Regions from separate parts of the Homo sapiens genome. Here region 1 is linked to region 2. Evidence: read pairs that join two places in POLR2A ChIA-PET (ENCODE). Cell type or tissue: PC-9. All regions are shown on one strand. Links, peaks and the distances in the headings refer to the core of each region. The heading gives the core; the rest is flanking DNA.

What was found. ChIA-PET counts read pairs that join two places held together with the same protein. Peaks named below come from ENCODE experiments on the same cell type or tissue, not always from the same donor. Only the 100,000 strongest peaks of a DNase experiment are listed, where the experiment ranks them.
Region 1: POLR2A ChIA-PET joins it to region 2 with 5 read pairs; 2 of 35 experiments call an interaction of 5 or more read pairs at or near these places.

Annotation. Positions count from the first base shown.
Region 1 is chr9:92,172,914-92,178,320 of GRCh38, reverse strand. It overlaps the pseudogene BEND3P2 and the pseudogene PRSS47P. Among named protein-coding and RNA genes, the nearest start is that of LINC00475, 34 kb to the right of the region's middle. RefSeq lists a silencer at 4,741-4,840. In PC-9, for the core only: CTCF peaks have their summits at 1,867 and 2,071; no DNase peak of the experiment used is centred there; H3K27me3 peaks cover 1,578 bases.
Region 2 is chr9:91,242,347-91,248,522 of GRCh38, reverse strand. All of the region lies in intron 6 of AUH (AU RNA binding methylglutaconyl-CoA hydratase), which reads left to right. Among named protein-coding and RNA genes, the nearest start is that of LINC02937, 82 kb to the right of the region's middle. In PC-9, for the core only: no CTCF peak of the experiment used is centred there; no DNase peak of the experiment used is centred there; H3K27ac peaks cover 890 bases.

The sequences.
Region 1 (5,407 bases), core at 1,308-5,307, 930 kb before region 2:
TGGCTCACTGGAACCTCCGCCTCCTGGGTTCAAGCGATTCTCCTGCCTCGGCCTCCCGAGTAGCTGGGAGTACAGGTACACGCCACCATGCCCAGCTAATTTTTGTATTTTTAGTAGAGACAGGGCTTCACCATGTTGGCCAGGATGGTCTCAATCTCTTGACCTCGTGATCCGCCTGCCTCAGCCTCCCAAAGTGCTGTGATTACAGGTGTGAGTTACCGTGCCCAGCTGAGACCCTTTCTTTGGGTCTCACTTTTTGGCCCATGATATAGGGGGCTTTCAACTGCATGATCCCACCCTGACAGCATTTCAGGACTCCAGTAACTCCAAGCAACTTTCTGGAGACCCCTGCCTGCTTCCCTAGTGATGTGGGCTGTCTCCACAGGGCCTGGGCATGGGCACTTTCTAAAGATACTTTACCAAAAAGTTGAGAGAAAACCAAAGGCCTAAATGAACAAAAAAGGACGGGGCGCCCAGAGGGGATGTTCTGCTGCAGCTTAGGGTTCACAAGAGCTGCGCTCTGCACAGAGGTTTCAGCTGGCTGTGCTTTGCTAGCAGGCCCAGCGCCTCTCAGGCCCTGTACATACAGCTGTCCCCTCTAGGCTTCAAGCAGTGTGTTGTCCTGGGTGTAGAGGGCAGAGGGTGGGTTCACGTGTTGGTAGATTCAGATCTATGATTGTCCACTCTGAGGGTCAGCTCAGGAGCTTGATGCCTGGAGATTTCCATCTGGTGGGTCTGCAGCGGGACCCTGACTCAGAGAGCAGAGGCGCAGAACGTCCGACCTTGCCACCTGGTGTCTCAGACACACTCATCCCCCAAAGCTAACTCCTCTTTCTTTGTTCTCAGGGCGATTCTGGGGGGCCTCTAGTCTGCTACCTCCCCAGTGCCTGGGTCCTGGTGGGGCTGGCCAGCTGGGGCCTGGACTGCCGGCATCCTGCCTACCCCAGCATCTTCACCAGGGTCACCTACTTCATCAACTGGATTGACAAAATCATGAGGCTCACTCCTCTTTCTGACCCCGCGCTGGCTCCTCACACCTGCTCTCCACCCAAGCCTCTGAGGGCTGCTGGCCTGCCTGGGCCCTGCGCAGCCCTTGTGCTGCCACAGACCTGGCTCCTGCTGCCACTTACCCTCAGGGCCCCATGGCAGACCCTGTGATGACCGCAGAGCCCCTCGACCCCTTCTCTCTGCTCGGCCTAGGTGTCCATGCTTGACCCTCCCTCTCCCTAGCCCACTGTCCCTCTAAATGGTTCCTAATCCTGGCTTTTCTGCCTATCAACTGCCATTCCCCAAACCAAGCTTGGCAACACAAAACCAAACCCAACAAAAGAGTCATCTGCTCCTCCTCCACCCCGCACGGCCCTCCAAGGCCCCTCCTGCTCCTTAGTGCTTGCCCTTTCCATAGGATTCATTGTCTGACTCCCAGGGCAGGAACCTGGGACCTCACACAAAGAATCTCAACTGTGGGCTCCTAGGAGGAAAGCAGGGGTAGGGGGGACACTAGGGGTGCTGAGGGAGCTGAGGCCGCCAGCTGGGAGGGAGTGGGGTCAGTCTGCACTCAACGTTGCTCCTGCCACAGGAAGCACCCAGGCCTTCAGAGGAGCTGAAACTACACCTGGTGTCCACAGTGTCAGGGAGCAAGGGCTTCTCTGAAGTACAGGAACAGCGCTCCTGGGGCGTGGAGGAGGGAGGTTCGACTCCCAGTGGAGACGGAAAAAGGGAAGTGGCTGGTGCACAAAGTAATTGAGCAGGACTGGGGAACAGGATCCCAGCCATGAGAAGAGGGTTCCAGCCTGCAGCTAGAGTGCTTTCAAAACATGAGGGTCTGGGAAAGACTGACAGAAGCAGATGGAGGAGGGTCCTGATGCCAAGCCAAAAGCCGAGGTTTAGGTCAGCCATGCTCAGAGCTCTGCGCCTAGGGACAATTCCTGCCCCTCCTCACCTGTCCCCGTAGGCCCTGCTTTCCCCAAGTCTGCAGGCACTTGACCCACTGCCCATCTCCAAAGCCCCCAATCCTGCATAAACATGCTCCCTCCTGTCTAAGGCCCTTGGCCAACCCTGCCCCAAGAAGTCTGTACTCCTCCAGCTGGTAGAGCCTGGTATTACCTTATCTACTTAGCTGATGCAGGATTTAGTGCCCCAGCAATAAGCCTCAAAATAGTGTTCTGGGCCATCCTTCCTGCAAGCCTGCTGGACACAGCCCTGTGCAGCCAGCAGGACTCCTAGAGGCCTCTCAGCACAGCCTACCCCCAGCCTTCAGAGACCACGGGAAAACGGGAGAGCTCCCATTTAGCACATGTCTGTATGGACAAGGCGCCATCCAAAAGTTTCAGTGCACATTGTCCCCAGTCTTGGTATTGGCCACATTTCCTGTACCCTCACAGGCAAGGGGCACAGATAGACTCACATGCATGTCAACACTAGGACCTCACTGGCTTAAACCCTCTACTACTCATGCAGGAATTCTCACCCCAAAATAATATTGTGAGGCCTGAAGAAAGTGTCTTCCCAGTATCCACTCCTGTAGGGGTATTTCCAGCAGTCCCTGCCTCTGACCAGAGCTCCACCACTGAGGTACTGCCATGCCTAGTAATATGTCCACTACTAGTGTCCAGCCTTAGAGCTCAGCGGTCTCCACAGAAAGTGTTCCCTCCCCTGGTGGTAAGCTCAGTTATGGGGTCTCAGAGCAGGGCTGCTCAGGACTCTGAGAGGTCAGTGAGTTACCAAGACAGCATGTGCTCCACGCATGTTCTCCAGAAGGTCAGGGGAGCTTGGGCAGTTCTGTTTAGAGTATTAGCCACTCCACTGTCCCCAGAGCCACTATTCTCCTTTGTGGCAGCCACAGGCTGGCTGTGTCCTGAGGGCCTGCCTGTTATACACCTTATGCCAGGGGTTAGGTGATTTCCTGTCCTCCTGGATGCTCTCAGGCCTCTAAACCAAAGGGTGGGGATACATACCTAGTCCACGCGACAGATCAAACAAATCTCAGTTCCTGCACAGTTAGTTTCCCTGTTTCTTGAAACCAATGTAAGTGCTCAGTATCCTTATCCTGGTTTAGTTTATTTTTAAAGATAAACTGCAGCCTATTAGGGTTGAGTAGGTTTTTTTTTTTTTTAGATGGAGTCTCGCTCTGTCGCCCAGGCTGGAGTGCAGTGGCGCAATCTCCGCTCATCGCAAACTCCACCTCCCGGATTCACACCGTTCTACTGCCTCATTCTCCCGCCTCATTCTCCCGAGTAGCTGGGACTACAGGCACCCGCCACCATGCCCAGCTAATTTTTTAAATTTTTAGTAGAGACGGGGTTTCACCATGTTAGCCAGGATGGTCTCACTCTCCTGACCTCGTGATCCACCCGCCTCAGCCTCCCAAAGTGCTGGGAATACAGGCGTGAGCCACCACACCCGGCCAGGGTTGAGTGGCTTTTTAAAGATATCATAGGTAGTATGTAGTGGAACAGAAATTCAAACTGAGATCTCTCTTGAGAGAGCTCAATCACTGTTCTTTCCACACCCACAGACTGCACCCAAGATGCCTTTTATCCAAGCCTCAGACACCTGAGGGAGGCTTACTCTGACCTGTCCCCAAAGTGAGCCTCAGATATCCACTCCTGAAGAGAGAGACGAGTAGGGCATGGAGGGCCCTAGAGTCATCATCAGGGCCCCCCTGTTCTCCCAGATGGTGCACGGGCATGGGCTGCTGCTTTTGTTGCCAAAGTCATCCCCAGACAAGCTATGGGAGTGAAATGAAATGAACCAAGATCAATTAAAGACTTCCAGTTTCCAGTCTGGAGTATAAGAAGCTTGGAAGTCATCACTCCCATTCTCAAAACAAGAAAAAAAAAAGCTGAACAAACTGAAAGTCAACAACTCTTCTTAGATCTGTCAGAGAATTGAGGTCACAGGGCAGATTACTACCCTCAAAACTGGAGACAGGCAGATACAGAGAATCACGGTTAATCTGAAGGGAAGCTCAGATGTAAAAGCTGGCTATTGGAGCCAATCCCAGGGTAGAAAAACCTAAACTGTAATTGACAAAGTGCTGAGGGTTCAATGTGGATGAGCTTGACAGTTAAAAACTCCATGTCCAGTCTTAGGAGAGCCCCAACTTTCAGGAGTTTTACCTTCAGTAGCCTTACCAGATTCTCAGGGTGTAGATCAGAGAAAAACCCCCTCCTGATTTTGGCAGGACGATGGGAAAAGTAACCATTTTGAAATAAAAGCAGAACATTAGTTCTACTTTGCAAAAACCTATCCTTAACAGAAAATATTTTTACCAGAGCCTAATGTATTGGGGTTTTATCAGAGTCTAACTGAGTTGCGGAAAGAGAAGTGTCAAACTCCAGTTCCCTGTGCCTTCCTGTCCCACCAGGGACACGGGCTACTGAGAAGCACATGTGCAGGTCACAGCCTAGGAGCATAGGCTCACTGTGCACTGTGCCTGGAACCTAATTACAGGATTATCGAACATTTCCTCTCCCACATAAGTGCCTCCTCACCACATCAGTAGGACTTTTGTATAATAAGGGAATTATAATGGAAGGAATTGACTGTCTCAGCACTTATTTAAGAAGGAGTCTCTAGGGAAACTCAAAGACAAGCGGGGAGATACTAACAAGGACACCTGAGTACATTTTGCCTCTGACACCTACAGCAACACCAAACAGTGAAGACAGTCTAACTACCAGCCAGATAAACACAAGAGCCTTACACAAAAGACCTCTTTACCTCTGTTCCTTTTGCCCAGTGTATCATGTCTCACTTTCAACCAAAAAAAGGGAACTAAAAGGTACTAAAAGTGAGCACACTAAAAGTGTACTAAAAAGTCTGCAGATGAGCCACAGCTGCGTAGGGTCCAGCTGCTTCTTGTTGCAAGCCCGGGAATGATTGTACTGCAGCGGGAGGTTCTTGGCAGTGGAGGAGCCCTGCAGCCAAGTTGCCCACGGAGAGGCTCTGCTGCATGATCTCGCGCACCTCCTTGTCGGACAGCAGGTAGGGAGAGGGCACCGGGAAGCTGGGCGAGGGACCACCACCTTGTCCAAGGGGATCTTGCAAAAGTCCTTCCTGCTCCTCTTGGGGGCAGCGGGGGACCCTCAAACTCCTCCTCAAACCTCTCAGGGTTGATTGCATAGCTCCTCATGTCTCTGCACTGGGGGCCAGCACGTGGACCTTGCACTGCTGCTGGTAGGAGCGCCTCTGCTCGTGTCCCGGCGCAGGTTGCCCATGAACTCCAGGGTCCAGAAGCGGTCGTTTTTGGCATGGAGGTAGAGCAGACACACATACTGGCGAATGAGCTTGATGCAGGACAGGTCCAGCTGCTTCTTGCCCAGGGAACCGCTGGAGCTGTACTGCTTGTGCAGGTTCTCATGGGTGAAGAGCTTGGGGAACAGGGGCACCAGCAGGTGCAAGG
Region 2 (6,176 bases), core at 1,040-5,039:
GGCACTCCCGCTTCCCACAGGCTTCCTTTGTATCACTCCTTTTAGGTTGTGCTTTCTTTGTCTAAAATCCAATATTGTTAGGAACTTATGCCCATATTTTTCTTCCTTATATTTCTAATAGTTGTAGGCATTTTTAGGAAAAAGTTATGTCCTTTATCTTGAGATGTTTTTGGTAGACTCCTTAGAGACAAAAATAACACATAATACAGAGTTGAACATTGAAAAATAAAGCCTCATGCAAAGGCAGTTAATCAAGGAAAGAACAGGCTTTTCAACTATTGGTTGTCCGTATGCAAAAGAATGAACTTCAATCCATAGTTCTCACAATATGTAAAAATTGATAAAAATGGATCACAGACTTAAAATGTAAAACCTAAAAACAGAAGTGCTTAGAACAAAGTTCAGGGAAAAATATCTTTCTCATTTTGGGTTAGAAATCTAAGGTTTCTTAGATGAGACACCAAGAACATGATCCACATGAGAAAAAAATAGAAATACTGGACTTACTGAAGTTAAGAATGTCTTTTGTCAGGACACTGTTAAGAGAATGGAAGTACGAGCTCCAGAATAGAAGAAGATATGTGTAAATCATATTTTTGATAAAGGACTTGTATCCAAAATTTGTAGAGAATTCTCTAAACTCAATAGTAAGAAAACAAAGCAACTTAGTTAAAACATGGTCAAGATATTTAAGCAGACACTTCACTAAAGAAAATGTAAGTATGGCAAATATGCACATAAAAAGATGCTCTACATCAGTAGTCTTTAGGGAAATACAAATTAAAACCACGATGAGACAATACTGAACACCTATAGAATGACTAAAATTAAAGACTAGTAAATGTTGGCAAGGATGTAGAACACTGGGAACTTTCACCAATGCTAGCATTATTGGTCACTAATTCAGAGAGAATACTAACAGTTTGGTGGCTGAAGGATTTTGGCCCTGGAGGACACAATGGGATTTGTTTTAAATTGGAGAATAGATTCCTTGTGCCAGAGCCCCATGTGTCAGGGAGGAGGGAGGGGGCAGGACAAGATGTGATCCAAGGAGATGGAGAGGCTGGGAATTGAGGTACTGTAGGCGTGCAGCTGTGAGAGTGAGAAAAATGGACCAGTGGGAGTGGGAGAGACAGGAGAGATGATCTGCATAAGAGTGTGACTGACTGAGGGGCGAGGCAGGGAAGGGGAATGGTGCTGTGGCAACCACCTTTATGGGGAGTGAGAGTTAGCTGCCCCCCTTACCCTCTTGCAGAGTAGCACTATCGGTTGAAGTTGATGGGTCTCTGCAGCAGTGTTTCTCTGTCCGGATGTAGACTCAGAAAAGGTTAAAAGGGTGATGCAGTGTACGGAGGAGAGTTTGCCAGCCATGTGCAGTGAGAGAGGAAAGAAGGCTTCACTGCAAAGAATGTGGCTGAGCTGTTGCAGCAGTGGGAGGAGGCTGTATGGAAGGGAATTGAGTGTGAGTAGGCTGAAGGATTGTCGGGGAAAGGAGGCAGGTAACAGAAGACTCAGCTGACTGTGGCTTAACAAGGCCTTGGGTATCTTTTTATAAGAAGTCTGGGAAGGCATTGCTGGCATGGCTCCGCTGCTGGCATGGCTCCGCTGCTTAGGCATGATGGGGACTACCAGACTTTCCAGCCTGCTGTTTTGCCATCCTCATCATGTGGCTTTTCAGCCATAGACTTGTCTTCTATTCCTAACTCTTGGATTTTGTGCTTTAGAAACAGCAGTTTTCCTTGTTAAATAGTCATTTATCCTTTATGCCTATTCTCTTAACGTTTATTTGCTTAGCTTCTAACTTCATTGTGTGCATATACCACCTTTAAACAAGTGTTTTGCCTTTGGCGTGATTTCTGACTTTAGCCTTATTCCTTCTAGCATGCTATTTCTAATTCATTTATTAGTTCTGTATTTATGTTATTTTGGTCCTCAGTGTTTCAGTTGCTCTGCAATCTTGTTTTTCATTTCAGCGTGTTCATTTGCCATCGCCTCTTTGAGTCTCATATATTGATTTTATGTCATCTCTAAATTATTTCATAGTAAGCACTTCTGGGAACTTTTCTTCAGTTATTAGTTAGGCTTTCTTAAATAAAAGACGGTGTCTTTAGGATGCCATGTGTGTGCCTTTGCTGTCCTCAGTAGGGGGCTTGTTTGGTTTGGTTTGCTTTGAGGAGTGGGGAGGCTGGCCTGTCTTGTCCAGTAACTATGCCATGTCTTTTGTTAATCTTCCACGTGGTTTTTTGTTTGTTTGTTTTTTTAGCATGAACCTCTGTCAGTATTCTTCTTCTTTTACACAGCGAGTGAGCTTTGGGTTGATTCTGGTTGAGGGCTCAGAATTGTTGTGGTGTTTCTTTTGCTTTTCCTCTTTGTCTGAGAGAATGGGAGGAGAGGAGGCAGGAATCACCCAGCAGGGCGGGAGGCCATGATTCAGCTTTGTAAATATCTTTTCCCAGGCTGCCTCCACCGAATCTGCTCATATCTGTTTCCTGTGAGACACACCCTTTGCTTAATATGGTTTCCCAGCTCAGGACAGGGGTCTGGCATTTTAGGACAGTAGGTCTCTGGTGTTTATGGGCCCTGCTCCTGTCCCCATCCCCGTCACATCTTGCCAGCTTTAGACAAGAAGGATGGGCACAGTCCATGAGTGTTTTTAGGGACAGCGCAGGGGTCAAAGGTGCACTCCCTCTAGAACACAGGGGAGGAGAGGGCCAGAGCAGGCTCCCCAGGCTTGCATCCTGGCTCCAGGCCCTACCTTAGGCCTCCGTTTTCTCATCTGTGTGGAGGAAGATGATAGTCCCTACATCCTGGGGTAGGTGGAAGGATTGAATGAGATAATGCCCATAAGTCACTTGGCACCCGTTTGCTTCTATCAGCAGATGTCAGCTCCAGTCATTGATGCTTCATAGACTTCTCACTCAGGCACTTCCTACTCAGTCATCTTGGTCCCACTGATCTTGTTTCATTTATTTTCACTTTTGCTTTACTTTTTACTCAACCCTTGCTTAATTGTTGGGGGTGATTAGTGATTAGGTGATTTTGATATTTTTCTTCTTTCTCCAGCTTTCCTCTTATCAGATAAAAACCAAAATGGCTGTCTTCTGTGGGACTCCCTGCTGAGAAGTGGGGCCTTGTTTCTCAAAAAGCGTTCTGATTTTAAAACTTTTCATTGGCTGCCATTGCACCCCTTTGTCTTCTCATGGGAAGAGGGTGTAATAGTCTCATACTTTTCACAGTTCTGCCCATTTGCCAACTCTGTGCCTGGGGTAGGCCATGCTTCCCCACGGGGCTCCTGGGGTGGGCCGTGGTTCCAGTTCCCACCTGCTGGGCCCACACTTGAAATCTCTTGTGTGTGCTCCCAGCCCTGCTCTTCATGCTTGTGCCATGCAACTGTGTCACTTCCTCTCTCGTTGCTTTTTTCCTCCCCACCTCTCATCCCTTCCCTCTCTGGTTATTCAACTAATTGTTGTTGCTCTGATTGAGTTCAAAGAGGGTGTCTAGGAATTAGTTGTGAGCTAGCTAAATAGAGAAATCTGCAATATACATTTTAAATTTGTAATCAATGCATATTTTGTTTTCAGTGTTTAAAGAATTTTTCATTTAAAATACTGACAGTATGGCTTACTTTTAACCTTTAACCTCTGCATCTCAAATAATTTTTCAGAGGTGCACCTTGGTAAATCCATTGTTGCCATAAACCATATTTTGTACAGTGACAATACTTTGATGGTTCTTGCTAGGAGAGCAGTAATTAATACTCGTCATGTCTAGAACTTCCCTTCACACATTCTCCTGGAACAGGATACAGGACAGGGATTGCCCCCTCTGGAACCTGCCATTGTGGGTTTAGAACCCTCAGGACACTGGTAAGCGGAGTGAAAGGAAGTCACTGACCTTCCTTACCAACATACTTAACAGTGCCTGTAGGAAGCTAGTTGGGAGATGTGGATGGGAAGGAAAAAGTGTCAACATTTATATGAATTTCAAATGTATCTTACCTCTAGCTGTGCCTTAAAATGTTTTGAAATATGAAAACTAAAAAATTTGTTAAAACATGTTTATTAAACTTGCAGCTTAAGTTTATATTCAGTTTAATATAACTGACTACATTAAGTTTATGTGCAAATTCAGTAACTAGGAAGTCTACAGGTGGCCAATTTTGTGAAGTTATCCCCCAACATTTTATTATGACAGCTTTGGCCAATGTTATTTTAACTGATATTCTATTAATACTATACAGTGAACCTTTTACAAATATTGGATGATTTTTATAAATTACCCAACTGAACCTAAAGAAGCAATAGTTGTTGGTGAATACATTCATTTTATATGTTGTGGGTAGTTTTTCTTGCTGGTTTAGATAGAGATTTTAGTTGTTTTATGGTATGCCTTGATTTTACTTTTGTTTGGGATGGGAGGGAAAGATCGTTTGGTTTTGTTTTGTTTTTCTTGAGATATGTCTTAGAGTTTTGAAAAACTGACTGGATGTTGGATATGTTTTATAATATAATTTGTTTCCAGTAAGTTAGAGTTTCTTTGCTATGCTAAGAAGAATGGCTCATTCCACTTTCTTAATATGAAACAGTTGTTGACTAGTTCGTTAAATAACAAAATCTTCTAATGCTGTCCTTTTACAGAGTGTTTGATGATTTTCCCGATGAAGAGTAAAGCTATCTAGTTCACCTTTATAGCTTTAGTTATAGTCAAATATCCTGCTTGTTTTAATTTGCTCATTTTGCTGCTCGTTTTCTGTTAAAGGTTACAAAGAAAAAAAAAAGTGGGCTGCTCCACCCGGGCTGATCTCCAGCAGGAGACCCCAGAAGGTGCAGGGTGGGACACATGACACATCGGCTCAGGCCCCTCTGCACAGGTTCTGTGCTTTGTGGTCAGTTCCACATCTTTCACGTCTCAGGCCTTTTCTTGTAGCACTAGCCCTAAAAACTGCAAGATAAGATTGAGGTGGGCCAGCACAGAGAATAGAAAGCGAGGAGGAAGATCTGCAGCGAAGTGAGGAGGCAGAGTGTTGTGCACCCTTCCATCACACGGGCCTTGCCGTGTAATTCATTTCTCTCCAGCAACACCTGCCCAACCGGAGCTGACTGCTGTGTGATTTTGTTTTGAAGCTTTCTGCCATTGTCACTGCCTCTGATAACAGATGAGATAGGTAATAATTCATTTTTCCTTTTGTTCTGATTACCCAGTTATATTCGTATGCTTATTAAGTCTCGCTGAGGCTTAGCCCTGGCAAAGATAGCTAAGGAGCTATGGGTCTCAGGTTTCTGGTCTCTGTTAGTGGTAGGTAGCTGACTGTTAGGAAAAGCAGGTGACTTGCAGAATGAGACATAGCTAATCCACCACTGATTTACTAGTGCATATGGATCTGGTGGCCACCTTACTGCTCTGAGCCTTCAGTTTTCAGATTTGTCAAATGAAGATAATTATGATAGTGACCTCATAGGATTCTTTGAAACATTATAAGAGTAATGTATTCCATTACATAGTACCTAGTAAGTTCTCAATACGTGGTAGTTATTTACCTGTTAATAATGGTGTTGCTATGCCCAGAATCTTTAAATTTTCATCATGTGCCCTACTTTTGATAAAGAATATCAGAAACATTCTTGTCTTCATGTCCACTCCATTCTTTGGTCATTTCTAGGTAACATGAAATATTTTCACATATTATTTCTTTTATTCCTGATATTTTACTATCTGATAACACCTGGTAAACTTAGCCAGATGTTTTGTGTTTCTAACATGCAGTTAGTAAGGATTTCTCACTTACATCTTAAGTCTTTTATTAGAACCCTCATTTAATGAAAACATGAAAGTTCAGTTTTTATGAAATGGAGTGTTCACTCTTTATTGTTACAGTTATTACAGTTAATTCAGAAACACAAGAAAAACGGTTGATGTGAGGGTGTCACTTCCTTCACTTCTGACTGTGGTTGGCAAGTACGGTGTGTTTTTCATGTGTTGAGCTTTCCAAAAGGATTGTTTTCCATAGTATTCTCTCCACACTTTTCCTCCTCTATTATTTTTTCAAGATAAGTGGTTCACATATTCTTTTTTACTTCCTCCTTGATTTGGAAAGAATGAGGGATGATTTTGAACTTTGGGAAATACTCTCTGAATGTTGTCTTGAAAAATACTGGGGTTTTTTGGTAAAAGAAAGA